Linked DNA regions of Homo sapiens: region 1 is linked to region 2. Evidence: chromatin loops called from intact Hi-C (ENCODE). Cell type or tissue: Panc1. All regions are shown on one strand. Links, peaks and the distances in the headings refer to the core of each region. The heading gives the core; the rest is flanking DNA. Region 1 overlaps CHST3 (carbohydrate sulfotransferase 3). Region 2 has its middle 18 kb from the start of LINC03139.

The links. Peaks named below come from ENCODE experiments on the same cell type or tissue, not always from the same donor. Only the 100,000 strongest peaks of a DNase experiment are listed, where the experiment ranks them.
Region 1: it touches region 2 in a loop (3-fold over the local background); 8 of 110 quality-filtered maps call a loop at or near these places.

Annotation. Positions count from the first base shown.
Region 1 is chr10:71,970,952-71,979,277 of GRCh38, forward strand. All of the region lies in intron 1 of CHST3 (carbohydrate sulfotransferase 3), which reads left to right. Among named protein-coding and RNA genes, the nearest start is that of CHST3, 11 kb to the left of the region's middle. RefSeq lists enhancers at 2,480-2,979, 7,978-8,326. In Panc1, for the core only: no CTCF peak of the experiment used is centred there; DNase peaks (open chromatin) are centred at 3,750, 4,810 and 5,110; H3K4me3 peaks cover 2,676 bases; H3K27ac peaks cover 6,461 bases.
Region 2 is chr10:71,892,174-71,900,499 of GRCh38, forward strand. No RefSeq gene overlaps it. Among named protein-coding and RNA genes, the nearest start is that of LINC03139, 18 kb to the left of the region's middle. In Panc1, for the core only: a CTCF peak has its summit at 4,429 (motif pointing left); a DNase peak (open chromatin) is centred at 4,428; H3K27ac peaks cover 5,016 bases.

The sequences.
Region 1 (8,326 bases), core at 129-8,128, 79 kb after region 2:
GGGTGGTGGTGTAAGGTCACACCAATGATTTCCAGAAACTCAAGCACTATTCTGAGTGACTAAGTCTGTGGGATAGGAAGCACATTTTCCATCTCTTAATAACTTCAATTTACTTAGTGACCAACTTTAAAACCAGGCACCCGGTTAGAAGGGGGAGAGCCAGGGCTTGGCAGCGGAGGGTCCTCACCTTGCATCCAGGGAGTGGCTGAGGGCCCTTCTCGTTCTCTGTGGCTGTGCTGAGCTGAGTCAGCGAGCCCTGAAGCCTCTGGGATTTGGGGAGTGGGGCACTGCTGGAAGGTTCTGGTTCCTGCTTTGTTCTGCTGCTGCCAGGCTTCTGGAGAGGGTGGTTGTGGGGTGAGTCCTGCGCTCCGCACGTCCACATGTTCGTATTCTACATATTGGGCTTCTGAAAAAAGTTCTGGTTCATAAGACGGCTTCACAGCTTAGCCGTCTGCAGACCAGTCTGCAGGTTGATCAGCTTTCTGTCATGTGTGTGCTGTTCCTGTTCACACATGCTGCGCCGATGCCCGCCTGTGCCTGTGCCAGCCCCAGCCCACACAGCTACCTGAGATTTAGCCCTGGGCATCTCCCCTACCCTTTCCCGCTTCCCCCTCCTCTCCTCCCTTCCTCTCCAGCTGCCTCGCCATCTGCAAGATTCTGGAAAGTGCTAATGTGTCTGAGCCAAACAGTGCTATCTGAGGAAATATTTTGAAAACACACTGGGCCACCCCCGTCCCCGCACTGTGACTACACTGATTTTCAGCAAGGAATTTCACTCCAGCCACAGGGCAGGGCCGCAGGTGCCTGGCTTTCCTCTGGAGACTTCCAGGGGCTTGTTAGAGACACGGAGAGAAGCTGAGGGCCTGTCCTGCAGGTTTGATGTGTCTGAAGAGGCCCCGAGAATAGAAATCTAGAACCTGCCAGTCACGAAGCAGTGTCACCCACCAGAGGATGAAGAACTGACTGTGACCTCGCAGGTCACCCACTTGCTTTCTTTTTACCGAGACATGCTATTTCTCTTTCACTTTTCTTCCTTCTCTTGCATCTGGTGTAGGTGCCTGGGGGTAGCGTGCCCAGGAAACAATAATAGTAAGAGCAGCTGGTGTGCCTAATACTGCCCTGAGCACCTACAAGGCGTCCTCACCGAGTTCTCACCAGAAGCTCTAGAGGTGGCTCCGGTTATTCCCACCATTTTACAGATGGGAAGACAGAGGCAGACAGCTGGATAAGTTGCTGACATGCCACAGCCGGTGAGGGGCAAAGCCGGGCCTGAGCCCCACAGCTGACTCCAGAGTCTGTGCTCTCAGTACCACCTGTGCGTGCGTCTGTCCCGTTGTGGCTGCACCGAGAGGAGAAACAGCACACAGGCATTCATTTTCAAACCGTGGCCAGTGCATGTCATTGCGTTCTGACTGGGAAGCTCTGGCAATGTTGGCGTTGCATGGCCTATTGTGGGCACTACCAGTGAGCCTCGGCCTTCTCCAGGTCTGACTCCAGTACCTGCCGGCTGCCCTGGGCAGGGCATTTTGGATCCTGCCTCAGGGTCTTTTGCCCGCTCTGCTGATGCCACTCCCCTGTGCCCTGACCTGGTCACAGGAAGGGTGCAGATGGCAGCGAGTGTGGTCTCAGTTAGCAAGGGGGAGCTGGCAGATCCAGGGACTTCTGCCTCCCTAGTGGCCATTCCAGCAAGACAGGAACCCCACCCCGAGTGATGTCTGGCCCTGTGACCTTTCAGCAAATATTTCTTCCCCAGCCTCACCTGGACTCGGTATCCCATGTTCCAAATTGTCCTAATTTCCCAGACACACACACCCTGCTCTCTGTAGCCTTCCCAGCTGCCAAGAACATTCCCTCCTTCCCCCTTTTCCCCTTGGCTTGGATGCCACCTTCTCCTGGAAGCCTGGGTGGTGGCCCTCCCCATGGCTGCCCACAGGTCCCCCTCACTGCCCTTTGCCTGTGGTATTATGATTGCTGGTTCAGTGATCTGTGGTCTGCACCAGGCAATGGGATGTGCAAGGGCAGGACAGCTGTCTGCCTTGTCCATCCTTGTAGCCCCCGACTTAGCAGTGAATGCTGCTACCTGATTATGGAAGGAATGAGTGACTGATGTGGCACAGAGCCCTCAGTGGGGCAGGCCCAGTCCAGGATGCTTCTGTGAGGGAGCGCTTCGAGTCTGGGGAGGGTGGCAGGAGTCGTGGTGAGCGGGAGGGGTGGCTAACGTGGGCCAAGGAAGGGACAGACAGGAAGAGTGGGACCCCGGCACATGGCCTCTTGAGGTCATTACCCCATGGGTATTGGGCTGGGATACTGAGGATGAGCCTGAAACCCTTCCAGAAGCCCCTCCAGTCCTGCCACTTGTCTGCCTGCCTGCCCTGGATGCCCGTTTTTGGGCTGGTGGCTGGCTGCACTCTGGGCCCACTGCTCAACCCCACCAGCAAGTGGAGAGCCATTCAACAGCCCCAGGGTCCAGTTCCCATCTGCAAGTAACGAGGCCTGCCGTGGCTGAGTCGTTTCCCTGAGCAGAGAGAAGGAAGCCCTACTGGCCGGCTGCCTCCCCAGGGGTGGGTAGAACTGTTCTGTGGCCCCACCTCCAGCCCTCAAGCTGTCTGTCCTTGCAAAAGTAGTGGGGCACAGAGTGCTGGGTTCTTGGGCATCACCTGTCCAGGTCCTGCGCGCCTATGCTCATGCTGACACTGCAAGATGGTGGGATAACAGGAGGGACTTTCAAGCTGGAAGAGAGGAGAGCTGGGTGCCCCAGTAACCACCTTTGAGTCCCACTGTGATGAGCCCACAGAGGTGGACATGAGGGAAGACTTGGGGAAGCCTTCCTAGAGGAGGCAGGCATTCCAGTGCATGAGGGAAGCTGGGCAAAGGCACGAGGATGGGAAAGTTCCGATTGAAGACAGGGACTGGTGAGGAGTCTGGCTGGACTGAACTGAAATGTATAGGATACACGAGGAGAGACAGGCAGGATGGAGTTGTGGTTACGCACACAGGCTCTAGAGCCGGGCTGCCTTCACGGGAACCCCAACTCCCCACTTACTGGCTGTGTGGCCGTGGCCAAGTTGCTTACCTTCTCTGAGCTCAGTTTTCTCACTACTGGTACCCCCCACATGGGGAAGACATGGGAATAAAATGTATTTCTATACAAGTGTTGAGAGCAGTGCCTGGCACACTGAGCATCAGGAAGGGTGAGCTATTATTATATAGGTATATGTTTTAATGCAGCTAGAAAAGGAAATTGAGGTCAGATCATAGAGGCCCTTGAATGTCATTCTTTCCATTCACTAAGCACCTGCCATGTGCCAGATTCTTCACAGTCATTCTCACCAAGCCCCCTACAACCCGGCAAGGTTGTTAGCAATGTCTCCATTTCACAGATGAGGAAACTGAGGCTCAGAGAGGTTGAGTAACCTGCCTAAAGTCACTCAGTCAGGGAGAGTCAGAGCCAGTAATAACACCCAGGTCTGCTGTCGCTTGAGTCTTCCCTCAAAGTGAAGATTGGAGAGACATGGCAGGGGCATCACAGGGATGAGCCCTGGGCTGGGGCCGCAGCCAGGAGCAGAGCAGGAATGTGGCAACTGTGGGTCCCTGGGGCAGGGTGGAGACGGGGAGAGATGCCAGGCGGGCCTGGAGGGTAGGGAGGACTGGAGGCTACAGCATACAGCTCACCATTCATAGCCCAGGGCAAACCATTGAGTCATTTGGGGAAAACATGACATCACTGAGTCTCACTGTCTGCCGCCCACCTGCTGTCTGCCCTCTATGGTTCTCCTGATGACCTCAGTGCCCCAAGTCCTGCAAGGGGACCCGCACACCCCATGTAGCAGGGCCAGGTCAGCACTCCAGCTTCCTGCACTGGGTTCTCCTCCCCAGCCACTGTCTCCCACCTTCCCACCACTCCCTTCCCTGCCTGGGTCCCCTGCCCCAGCCCTACTCATACACACTGCTGAGGCAGAAGCTTCTGGAAGTGGTGATGGGCATGAAGAGCTTCCAGAAGGGCTTCCATGCCAAGCCCTTGATTGGAATTCTGGGTGGGGAGGGGACAGCTCAGAAGCCTGTGTCGAGCTTTTAGAGTTGCTTTTCCTTGAGAATGGTGCCTGCTGTTTGGGTGGGATCACTTTTAAAAAGTAAAGCCTGGTAGAGCTATGTGACCAGCACTATGCCATGACCTAGAGGAGATTCAGACTGACGGGCAGGCCCTGCCTTCCTGCAGAATACAGTTGAGTGTCTGAGAGTTCTTTCTGTACTAAGCATCTTTGAACTGAGTGCTTTATTTTCGTCCATCTGATTGCGCGAGGTAGTCTTATTTTACAGATGCCATCCCCGAGGCCCAGAGAGGTTAGGCAACTTGTCCAAGGCCACACAGCCAGGATTCACACCCATAACTGTCCAACTCCAGATGTGCTCTTAGCCACTCTGCCATCCGGCCACAAATAAAGCCACCAGAGAACCACAGAAGGTGGAACATATCCAACATTTGCCCGATAAATTGTATAGTGCAGACAGGAAGTACAGGGAGTTTTCATCTCAAAGTGTAGGTCACTCCCCAGAGTGGCTTGAAGTCTGTAGATCCATTTAGGAGAACATCCAGCTTCACTGGCTGTGCAAATCCCACCCATGCGGCTGTTTGGGGTGAGAAGTTTCTTTAAATGTCTGTTGACTCTCTTCTCTGGAAGGAGCACGGGGGCTCAGGGGGCGCCTGTCCTGGCATTGGTGGCCACACCTAGAAACGGACTATGAATCAAGCCAGGGGCCCAGTGCCAGCTTCCTTGGCCTGTCTGTGGGCGCAGATGCCAGCCTTTGCAGCTGCTGCTGCAACTCACAGCTCTCTCCCGGTGCCGCCCTCAGTCAGGCCAGCTGGAGTGGAGGGGCCAGTGGCCGTGCCCTGTGCAGAATGACATCCTCTCACCTTCACAAGGGAAGCGTGATTATCCTTGCTTTCCAGGTGAGGACACTGAGGCCTAGAGAAGTTTTCTGGCTGTCTGAGCTCCCTTGGCCTGAGCTCCCGCGGTAGAACCGAGACTCAAGTCTTCTTTCTGCAGGCAGATGGCCAGTTTCTTCCTGGAGGAGGGAGGAGCCAGCTTGCCCTCTGACACTGGGTAGCACAGCCCTGTTCGATTCTCTGTTCGGGGCTTGCACTTCTGATTCATTCTGCAGTCACTGGCTCTTTGTGGTTCGGGAAAATGACCCTCTAGGGTAGGAGAAAAGCTCTTGGAGCACTTTTGAAGCCATAGAGGCCCTTTCCAGGCTTTGGAAAATGTTCCTTCTCCACCCAGATGCCAACACCACCCTGGTCCTGGCAGTACTTGTCCCTGGAAGGGCCTCACTGCGGTGACTCATTACCCAGCATGCAGCACATTGCCATTGCTCTCAGTGGGCAGGTGCTGTGGGGACACGGGTCTGCGGGCCTGCTGTCTTCAGGGGTCCCCCATGCCTTTTAACGCGTGTATCAGTGTACCCCAAGCCTCAGTTCTGTGTAGTTTGTACAACTCTGGCCCCTACCCCAAGGATTTCTGGGAAGCCCCCAGGAATGCTGATAAGTTCACAGTCTGCCCTCCCCAGCCCCAGTCTCATCAGGCTTCAGGGGTGGCCATTCCTCCCCTCCAGGAGAGAGAGAACTCAAACCAGTAACTACCCCTCCTCAGGCTCAGGCCCAATGGTTGCTGTAATAATTTCTGGGGAGCTGTCTTTGCTCTTGCAGAGAAGGCAGGCCTTGAATTCAGACTGGAGGGGCCATTTTTCTTCCAGTTGCCCTCAAATTTTCCTTTCTGTGATAGGATTTGTCCTTTGTCTCTGCTTAAATTCAAAGACTTGTTAAAATGACTTTTCTCAAACAAGAGGCTACCCTCAAAAGAACTTTGCCTCTACGGATAGAAAACTGGAACCTACTTTTATTTTGGTTTTAGTTTTATTAAATTGTATAAAATCAATAATACATGTCCATGGTGCAAAGTTGAAAAGGCACAAAACAGTCTATGTGTGGTCTCTTTCCCATGCCGGACTCAGACACTCAGCATTGTTAGTTTTGTGTGTGTGTGTAAGCTGTGTTTAAATTGTCCAGCTTTAAAACAAAACCCTTCCCTGTTTCACAATTAGGTTGACCGAGGCACAACCTGAAAAATAACCTGGAAATAGCATCGGGCCCCCTGCAGCGTCCAGCTCTTCCCGAGGACTGTTATTATGATAACGATCATTGCTAAGGCTGTCCCTTCCCAAAAAGTGTTGCTGCCCACAGTCCCAGCCCCCAGACCTGAGCAGTCACCCACACAGCATGAATGGGGCCAGCCCCAGCCTGCCCGCTCAGCTTCCAAGCCTAGCAGTCTCAGGCTCTGGGCTAACCCTGGCCTCCCAGCTGCCCCTTCAACATTGTCCCCTCTTGTCTTGCAGGGCAGTAGCCACAGCTGGGGCTGTGGGGTCAGGGCATGGCAAGGGTGATCTGACCAAACTATGCTGCCTCTTAGCCAGACTGTATATTCGGAGTCCCCTAAGCTCGATTTTTTTTTTTTTTTTTTTGAGACAGGGTCTCACTCTGTCACCCAGGCTGGAGTGCATTGGTACAGCCATAGCTCACTGCAGCCTTGACCTCCCAACCTCAAGTGATCCTCCCACCTCAGCCTCCCAAGTAGGTGGGACTACAGGTGTGCTCCACCTAATTTTTAAATTTTTTTTTAGAGAAGGGGTCTTTCTATGTTGCCCAGGCTGGAGCTTGATTGTTTGTTTGTTTGTTTGTTTGAAGACAGGGTCTTGCTCAGTTGCCCAGGTTTGAGTGCAGTGGCGTGATCTCAGCTCACCACAACCTCTGCCTCCCAGATTCAAGTGATTCTCCTGCCTCAGCCTCCTGAGTAGCTGGGATTACAGGTGTGCACCACCACACCCAGTTAATTTTTGTGTTTTTAGTAGAGACAGGGTTTCATCATGTTGGCCAGGCTGATTTTTTTATTTTTTTAAAGAAGGTCTCCCACCAGCTGGATCTGAGCCACTGGCTGAGAAGTGAAGTCCATGAAGCATTCAGCAATAGTAACAGCACCACCACCTCCTCATATTGAACCTGCCTCTGTGCTTCTTCCTACGCCTTCCTATGCCTCTATGCTGACTTCTGGAGAAGCCAGTCACTTGCCCGGTCACACTGTACAAAGTGGCTCAGGGCTGGACTCACTGGCTTATGCCTGTAATCCCAACACTTTGGGAGGCCAAGGTGGGTGGATCACTTGAGGTCAGGAGTTTGAGACCAGCCTGACCAACAAGGTGATACCCCATCTCTAATTAGCTGGACGTGGTGGCAGGCGGCTGTAATCCAGCTACTCGGGAGGCTGAGGCAGGAGAATCTCTTGAACCAGGGAGACGGAGGTTGCGGTGAGCCGAGATCACACCATTGCACTCCAGCCTAGGCGATAGACCGAGCCTCCGTCTTAAAAAAAAAAAAAAACAAAGTGGCTCAGCTGGGCTTGGATCTCCAACATGCTGGGCCCCAGTCACCAGATTCCTAACCCCGTGCTGCCAGGCTTCCCCGGACAATATCATGAACTCAACAATCCGCTCCCTTCCTCTGCAGGGCAACCTCTCATTCCCCAGAGCTCATTTAATAACAAGAGTAGTAATCATAGTTAACCTTCTTTACCCTTTACTATGTGCAAGGCATTGTTCTAGAAGCGCACACATCGATCATTTAGTCCTCACAGCGCTCCCATGTGGTAGGTGCTGTCCTTATACTCTTTTTGCAGATAAGCCCAAGGCACAGGAGCCTGCCTGGTAAGCAGCCCATGTCTAAAGGGCAGTGAAGAACCGGCCTCTAGGGAATGCAGGGCTCCTCTTGTACCCAGAGGGGAGGCGCCCTGCCTCTTCTCTGTTGAGCCTTTGGAAATGGCCTCCGAGGGGCCCCTGCTCAGCACAGCTCTGTGGGCCAAGAGCAGGAGTGTTTGAGGCACAGATAGACGATGTCTGGACCCCTCCCCAGGATGCCTCCCCATGTCTGACCTTGGGGAGTCCAGTGCCAAGGGGGAAGTTCAATAACATACCAGGTTTCTCCTTGGCCCTGGGACAGGTTCCTTCCCTTTCCTTCCCTCCTCCCTGCATCCTTCCTTCCTTTCTTCCTTCTTTCCTTACATATTTATTCAGTGCCATACAGCGATAGCGCACACGTGTTACCTCTAATACAAGGTGAAAAGTGATATGAATGGTGCAAGGTAGAGAGAGGAATGGTGCTGGGAGAGGAACGTGTGGTAGGAGGCCCTCCCTTCACATCCTGGCCTCAAACCTCCAGCCGGTGGCCTTGGGCGGGTCGCTCAGCGTGTCTGGACCTCTGTTTCTCATCTGGATAATGAAG
Region 2 (8,326 bases), core at 55-8,054:
AACAACAACAAAAAAACTGTCCAAAGTATTCTGATTTTCAAATGTCCCTTCTGTAGCGTCCCCTAGTTTGTCCCACTTTCTTTCCGTGTCCTGACCGAAAATCTAGAGTGCCTTGACTGTTTCATGACCCAACCAGCTGCAGGGCTTCCCAGCAGGCTTGAACCCAAACCAGGGCCTCGAACATTCCCAGGCACTGATAAAGAAGTCTAGGTTATTGCCCAAAACCCTGAACAAAACTGGCCCCAGGCTTGAGCCCAATTCCTTAAAGCCTCAGAAAAATTCCACACCCTGACCTCATGGCTGTGGACACACCTAGGTGGACCTCCCTTTCTCTCCTGGCTGCCTGAGGATGTGCACGGCCCTGTGGAAGTGAGCTCCCCTAATAAAAGCCTGGACTCATCACCCCGGCGCTTCGTGCTTCTCTCTTTGGAATCCCAGCTGGCCCCCCTTCAGGATGATTCAGGCACTCCCTTGTGGGAACTCCTCTGCCACCACTTTTGGGGCAACCCTAGCTGAGGGCTGGGGGTGAGACAAGACACTTTCACATATTCGTGTCACTGAAAAACCAAACTCCATTTCACACCTAAACATGAGGTATTTTTGAATATTTTATTTTATTTTATTTTTTATTTATTTTATTGTATTTTTTGAGACGGAGTTTTGCTCTTGTTACCCAGGCTGGAGTGCAATTGCACAATCTCGGCTCACTGCAAACTCCGCCTCCCGGGTTCAAGCGATTCTCCTGCCTCAGCCTTCCAAGTAGCTGGGATTACAGGCATGCGCCACCACGCCTGACTAATTTTGTATTTCCAGTAGAGATGGGGTTTCACCATGTTGGTCAGGCTGGTCTTGAACTCCTGACCTCAGGTGATCCACCCACCTCGGCCTCCCAAAGTGCTGAGATTACAGGCACCCAGCCTATTTTTTATTTTTGAGACAGAGTCCCACTTTGTTGCCAGGCTGGAGTGCAGTGGCACAATCTCGGCTCGCTGCAACCTTCTCTTCCAGGGTTCAAGTGATTCTCGTGCCTCAGCCTCCCGAGTAGCTGGAACTACAGGCGTGCACCACCATGCCCAGCTAATTTTTGTATATTCAGTACAGGCGGGGTTTCACCATGTTGCCCAGTCTGGTCTTGAATTCCTGACCTCAGGTTATCCACCTGGCTCGACCTCCCAAAGTGCTGAGATTACAGGTGTGAGCCACTGCACCCAGCCTTTTTGCATATTTTAAAACATACTCTGAGAACACAAATGAATGGAAGATTGGACTTTGTTTTGTAGGGAACTTCGCCAAGAGTTTAACCATTTCAGAGAATCACAGCACTGATAGCGGCTTCTCTCCCAGGTTCAGGTCACCAAAACAGCATCCTCCACCATCGGCGTTGGTGGCTGGGTATCTGTGATGCTTCCCATGCAATGTGAGCAGCTGCCCACTGAGTCCCGGAGTCCTAAGACCCTTCCCTCACAATCCTAAGACAGTATTGCCTTTTCACTGTGATGGCATTGGTGACATAAAAGCCACTGTGGGCAGGGTGCAGCGGCTCGCACCTGTAATCCCAGCACTTTGGGAGGGTGAGGCGGGCAGATAGCTTGAGCCGCAGAGTTTGCCCAGACCAGCCTAGGCAACATGGCAAGACCCCGTCTCTACAAGTAATAATAATAATAATAATAATAATAATAATAAAATTATCTGGGCATGGTGGCACGCATCTATAGTCCCAGCTACATGGGAGGCTTAGGTGGGAGAATTACTTGTGCTCGGGTGGTAGAGGCTGCAGTGAGCCGTGATCGTGCCGTTGCACTCCAGCCTCAAAAAAAAAAAAAAAAAAAAAAGCCACTATGGGTGAAACTGCTGGAACTTCAGGAAGCAAGGCAGTGGCCACAGACTAGGCAGGTCTCTGTGCACTCCCCTAGATAAGCACTTGTGGGGACAAAATATGCCTGTGTCACTTAAGTACATACCCTTTTGATCTCCTGTGTGATGAAGCAGGGATGCACACAGAGCGCCTGCTCCAGAGCAGGGGACTGGCTCGCAGAAACAACTTGTCAGAGGTGGAGCCACGCGAGCCTCTGGTCCAGGGAACACAGTTTATCTTATTTTTTAAATTAATTAATTAATTTATTTATTTATTTATTTTTGAGATGGAGTCTTGCTCTGTCACCCAGGCTGGAGTGCAATGGCTCGATCTTGGCTCACTGCAACCTCCGCTTCCTGGGTTCAAGCAATTCTCCTGCCTCAGCCTCCTGAGTAGCTGGGATCACAGGCACACACCACCAGGCTGGGTAATTTTTGTATTTTTAGTAAAGATGGGGGGTGTCACCATGTTGGTCAGGCTGGTCTCGAACTCCTGACCTCGTGATCTGCTTGCCTCTGTCTCCCAAAGTGCTGGGATTACAGGCGTGAGCCACTGCGCCCAGCCGAGAACACTGTTTATACGGGAAAGAACGACGAACAGACACATGATGGGTATTCAGATCTGGGCATTTGGCAGACAGACATTTTCTCATAAATGAGCAAAGTGAGCCTGTCCCTTCAAGAAACTGAAGCATTTGTTGCCAATGATAAAGTTGGAACTTGGAGCTTTCAAGGGAAAATTAGAATTTTGGAAAATTTGTGTACACCACCACAAGCTTGACAACTTCTCAATATTTAAAGATTTTTCTGATGCGATGGATGGCAGTGCTAACAAATGCTATTTTTTGACACTGTTCAGTGACATGTCATCTTTTGGGAGATGTATGTGATTTAATGGGTACAAAATTTCAAAGAGGCCACATGATGCTGCACATCACATGTAGGTAAAACAGCCATTCACGGTACAAGATAGGCCAGGCACAGTGGCTCATGCCTGCAATCCTAGCACCTTGGGAGGCTGAGGCAGGCAGATCACTTGAGGTCAGGAGTTCGAGACCAGCCTGGCCAACATGGTGAAATCCTAGCTCTACTAAAAACAGAAAAATTAGCCAAGCATGGTGGCATGTGTCTGAAATCCCAGCTACTCAGGAGTCTGAGGTGGGAGACTCACTTGAACCCAGGAGGTGGAGGTTGCAGTAAGCCAAGATGGTACCACTGCACTCCAGCCTGGGCAACAGAGTGAGAGTCCTTCTCCAAAACAAACAAACAAACAAAAGTACAAGATAGGCCCGTGCATTTTAATATAATAAAGCATGAAATGTTCATTGATATGGGTTCAGATTCTACATTATAATCAACCTTAAAGAAACAATTGCTTGTTAAGTTTTGGCGTAGCATTAAAGAAGAATATTCACAATTATCTGAAAAAGCTATCAAAATACTCGTCTTTTTTTCCAACTCCGTGTTTGCGGGAGGCTGGATTTTCTTCAATCAAAACAATATATTGCGGGACGCAGTGGTTCATGCTTATAATCCCAGCAGTTTGGGAGGCTGAGGTGGGCGGGTCACCTGAGGTCAGGCGTTCAAGACCAGACTGGCCAACATGGTGAAACCCCATCTCTACTAAAAATACAAAAAAATTAGCTGGATGTGGTGGCGCACTCCTGTAATCCCAGCTACTCGGGAGGCTGAGGCAGGAGAATCACCTGAACCTGGGAGGTGGAGGATGCAGTGAGCCAAGATCACAACATTACACTCCAGGCTGGGCGACAAGGGCAAAACTTTGTTTCAAAATAAAAAAATAAATAAAAATTTTAAAAGCCCCAACATATTGCAACAGACTGAATGCAGAAGTAGACATGAGGCTCCAACAGTCTTTAATTAAGACAGTTGCTTGAGAGATTTGCAAAAGTGTAAAACAATGCTGTTTTTCTCACTAAATTTCTCTTTGTTTTGGAAATGAAGGTATTTTTCGTAAAAATATGTTTATGTTTACATGTAATGAGTTCATTATTACTTTTTGATAAATTAATAAATATCTGGGTCCTCAATAATTCTTTTAAAAATTTTTTTATAATTTAAAATAGAGATGAGGGCTGGGCTCGGTGTCTCGCGCCTGTAATCCCAGCACTTTGGGAGGCCAAGGTGGGCAGATCACTTGAGGTCAGGAGTTCAAGAACAGCCTGGCCAACATGGTGAAACTCTGTCTCTACTAAAAATACAAAAATTAGCCGGGCGTGGTGGCTCATGCCTGTAAACCCAGCTACTCGGAGGCTGAGGCAGGAGAATCGCTTGAAACCAGGGGGCGGAGGTTGCAGTGAGGGGAGATCACCCCCCTGCACTCCAGCCTGGGCGACAGAGCAAGACTCCTTTTCAAAAAAACAAACATGTAGCAATGAAGCCATTAAAATAATTTATTTTTTATTTCTTTTTCTTTTTGTATGAATCGACTTTGGATAAGAAAAAAATCTACTTTTTAAAGAGCTGGGTTTGTGTGGTGGGACACCTATTGGGTGCAACAATGTGGAGAACACTGCCCTCTGGCGGTCACTCCCAGTATAGTACCAGAGAGGTGGGGAAGCTTCCCTTGCTATTCTAGGACTGACCATGAGACGGCAGAAGAATACAGTATTTGCTTCTTTTCTATTTCTATTATACTTGCTTTTCTTTTTCTTTTCTATTTCTATTTGCTTCTTTTCTATTTTCTGTTCCTTCTTTTCTATTTTTTTAAATTTAAGTGTAGCTAAGGGGACTCACTATGTTGCCCAGGCTGATCCCCGACTCCTCGGGTCAAGTGACCCTCTCACCTTGGTCTCTCAAAGTGCTGGAATTATGGGCATGAGCCACCATGCCTGGCCTAAAACCCTGTTCCTAATCTCTAGGTTGGTCCTCAAAGCCTCACACTCAGCCGGGTGCCCAGGGATTGGGGCAGGAGTGACCTCACAGAGCTGCCCACAGTAATGATGCCTGAAGTGCTCCAGCTAGCAGGCTAAGCCTTGTCTTCTCTGCCTCCACAGCAACTCATAGCAGCCCTAGGGAAGGCCACATCCCAGACCCCTAAACCCAGAGAGACAGAACGCAGACCTGGGTGGCAAGGACTCAGTAAGTTATTGAGTGCCAAACCGGGCCACCACTGTGCTTGGCTTTAGGAAAACTTGACATCTATAAAACTTTTAATCTCTAGTAGGTGCTCAAAAAAGCCATTCACTCTTTCATGTAACCAAGAAAAGATGTTTGAGCACCTGCAAAGTGCCAGGCACTGTCCTAGTCACTGAGGACACAGTGAGAAGCAAAAGGGGCCCAGGTCCTGCCCACATGGGACTTATAATTTGGTGAGGGAACAAAAAAAATTTAGTCTCAAAAAACCAAAGTTTGGTTAGATGCTGTGAAAAAGGATGGGGTTCTTTAAGGGCACCTGAGAGAGGGGTCTTGTTTTTCCTGGAAGCCAAAAAGAAGCATAAAGGTTGATACGGTTTGGACGTTTGTCCTCCAAATCTCATGTTGAAATGTGATTCCTGGCTGGGCATGGTGGTTCATGCCTGTAATCCCAGCACTTTGAGAGGCCAAGGCAGGCAGATCACTTGAGGTCAGGAGTTCGAGGCCAGCATGGACAACATGGTGAATCCCCATCTATACTAAAAATACAAAACTTAGCTGGGCATGGTGGCACGTGTCTGTAATCCCAGCTACTCAGGAGGCTGAGGGAGGACAATAGCTTGAGCCTGGGAGACAGAGGTTGCAGTGAGCCGAGATTGTAGTGAGCCGAGATTGTGCCACTGCTCTCCAGCCTGGCTGACAGAGCAAGACTCTGTCTCAAAACAAAACAAACAAACAAAACTACCTCTTAACTTAGTCCCCTCGCATTTTTTTTTTTTTTTTTTTGAAACAGAGTCTCAGTCTGTTACCCAGGCTGGTGTGCATGCAGTGGCACAATCATGGCTCACCTTCCACCACAGACTACAAACATGTGCCACCACATCCGACTAAGTTTTTTTTGTTTTTTTTGTTTTTTGGGGTTTTTTTTTTTTTTTTTGTAGAGATGGGGATCTCACCATGTTGCCCAGTCTGGTCTCAAGCTCCCAAGCTCAAGTGATCCTCTCATTTCGGCCCCCTAATGTATTGTCATTCCAGCCATGAGCCATGGTGCCCAGCATCTCCTGCTTTTTAACTTTGTTTTTAAAAGCTTCTTGATTTTTGTTTCAATTTAATACTGTCTTGGCAACTTTTTAACTTTTTGTTGTTTAGTCTCACTCTCTTGCCCAGGCTGGAATGCAGTGGCCAGATCTCAGCTCACTGCAACCTCCACCTCCCAGGTTCAAGCGATTCTCTTGCCTCAGCCTCCCGAGCAGCTGGGATTACAGGTGCCCACCACCATGCCCAACTAATTTTTGCAATTTTAGTAGAGACGGAGTTTCACCATGTTGGCCAGGCTGGTCTCCAACTCCTGACCTCAGGTGATTCACCCATCTCGGCCTCCCAAGGTGCTGGGATTACAGGCATGAGCCACTGCGCCCAGCCCAATTCTGCTATTAAAGGACTCTGATGCATTCTTCAGTATGCCAATTGCATTTTTCAGCTCCAGAAATTCTGCTCTGGATGTTTTTTAATTATTTCAATCCCTTTGTTAAATGTATCTGATAGAATTCTGAATTCCTTCTCTGTGTTATTTTGAATTTCTTTGAGTTTCCTCAAACAGAATTCTGTCTGAAAGGTCAGAGCTCTGTTTCTCCAGGATTGGTCCCTGGTGTCTAATTTGGTTCATTTGGGGAGGTCATGTTTTCCTGGGTCATGCTGCTAGCAGATGTTCTTCGGTGTCTGGGCATTGAAGAGTTCAGTATTTATTGCAGTCTTCATTGTCTAGCCTTAGTTGTCTTTTTTTTTTTTTTTTTTTTTTTTGAGATCAAGTCTCACTTTGTCACCCAGGCTGGAGTGCAGTGGTGCGATCTCGGCTCACTGCAACCTCTGCCTTCCGGGTTCAAGCAATTCTCTGCCTTAGCCTCCCAAGTAGCTAGGATTACAGGCGCCTGCCACCACGCCTGGCTAATTTTTGTATTTTTAGTAGAGATGGGGTTTCACCATCTTGGCCAGGCTGGTCTTGAACTCCTGGACTCGTGATCCACTCTCCCCAGCCTCCCAAAGTGCTGGGATTAGAGGCGTGAGCCACCGCGCCCAGCTGTACCCGTCCTTCTTAGGAAGACTTTCCAGATATTGAAAGGACTTGGGTGTTGTGATCTAAGCTGTATCTGCTTTAGGGGGCACCCACACCCAGTAACACTGTGGTTCTTGCAGACTCATAGAGGTACTGCCTTGATGGTCTCAGACAAGATCTGGGCGAATTCTCTGGATTACCAGGCAGAGACTCTTGTTCTCTTCCCTAACTTTCTCTCAAATAAATGGAGTCTCTCTCTCTGTTCTGAGCCACCTGAAGCTGGGGGTAGAGTGACACAAGCACCCCTGTGGCCACCAGCACTGTGACAGTGCTGCAGACCCAAAGCCAAGACAGCAATGGGTCTTGCCCAAGGCCTGCTGTAACCACTCCCTGGCCACTGCCTATGACAGTTCAAGGGCCTGGGGCTCTGCAATCAGCTGGTGGCAAAGCCAGCCAGGCCTGTGTCCTTCCTTCCAGGGCAGTGAGGTCTCCCAGGCCCTAGGCAGGTCCAAAGATGCTGTCTGCAAGCCAGGGACTAGAGTCCAAAATCTTACAAGTCTACCTGGTGTTCTATTGTACTGTGGCTGAGCTGGCACTCAAATCACAAGACACAGCCCTACCCGCTGTTCCCTCCCCTTTCTAAAGGCAGAGGAGCCTCACCCCGTGGCCACCACCACCACAGGCCCACAGGGAGTTCTGCCAGAGTTCCCTTAAGGCCCAAAAGCTCTTCAGTCAGCTTGTGGTGAATGCTGCATGGCTGGGACTCACCCTTCAGGGCAGTGGGCTCCTCTCTGGCCCAGGGTAGGCCCAGAAATGCCACCCAAGAGTCAAGTCCTGGAATTGGGGACCCCAAGAGTCCACTTGGCACTCTACCCCTCTGTGGCTGTGCTGGTTCCTAAAGTGTAAGACAAAGTCCCCTTTACTTTTCACTCTGCTTTGCTCAAGTGGAAGGAGCCTCACCCCACAGCCACCACAGCTGGGAATGTGCTGAGTCTCACCTGAAGCCAGCAAGTCTCAGAGGCTCACTGAGGCCCTTGACATAGCTCCTGGGCATCGCTGCTGGTTATTCAGGGCCCAAGGGCTCTTCAGTCAGCAGGGGGTGAATGCTGCCAGGACTGGCTCCTTCCCTTCAAGGCAACAGGTTCTCTTCCTGCCAAGGGTGTGTATAGAAATGTCATCTGGGAGCTAGGGCCTGGAAGTGGGGTCTCTGACTAGTGCCCTATCCTGCTGTGGCTGAGCTGGTAGTCAAGATGCAAGACAAAAGTCCTCCCCACTCTTCCCCTCTCCTCTCCTCAAGAGGAGGGAAGGGGTCTCTTTTGGAGC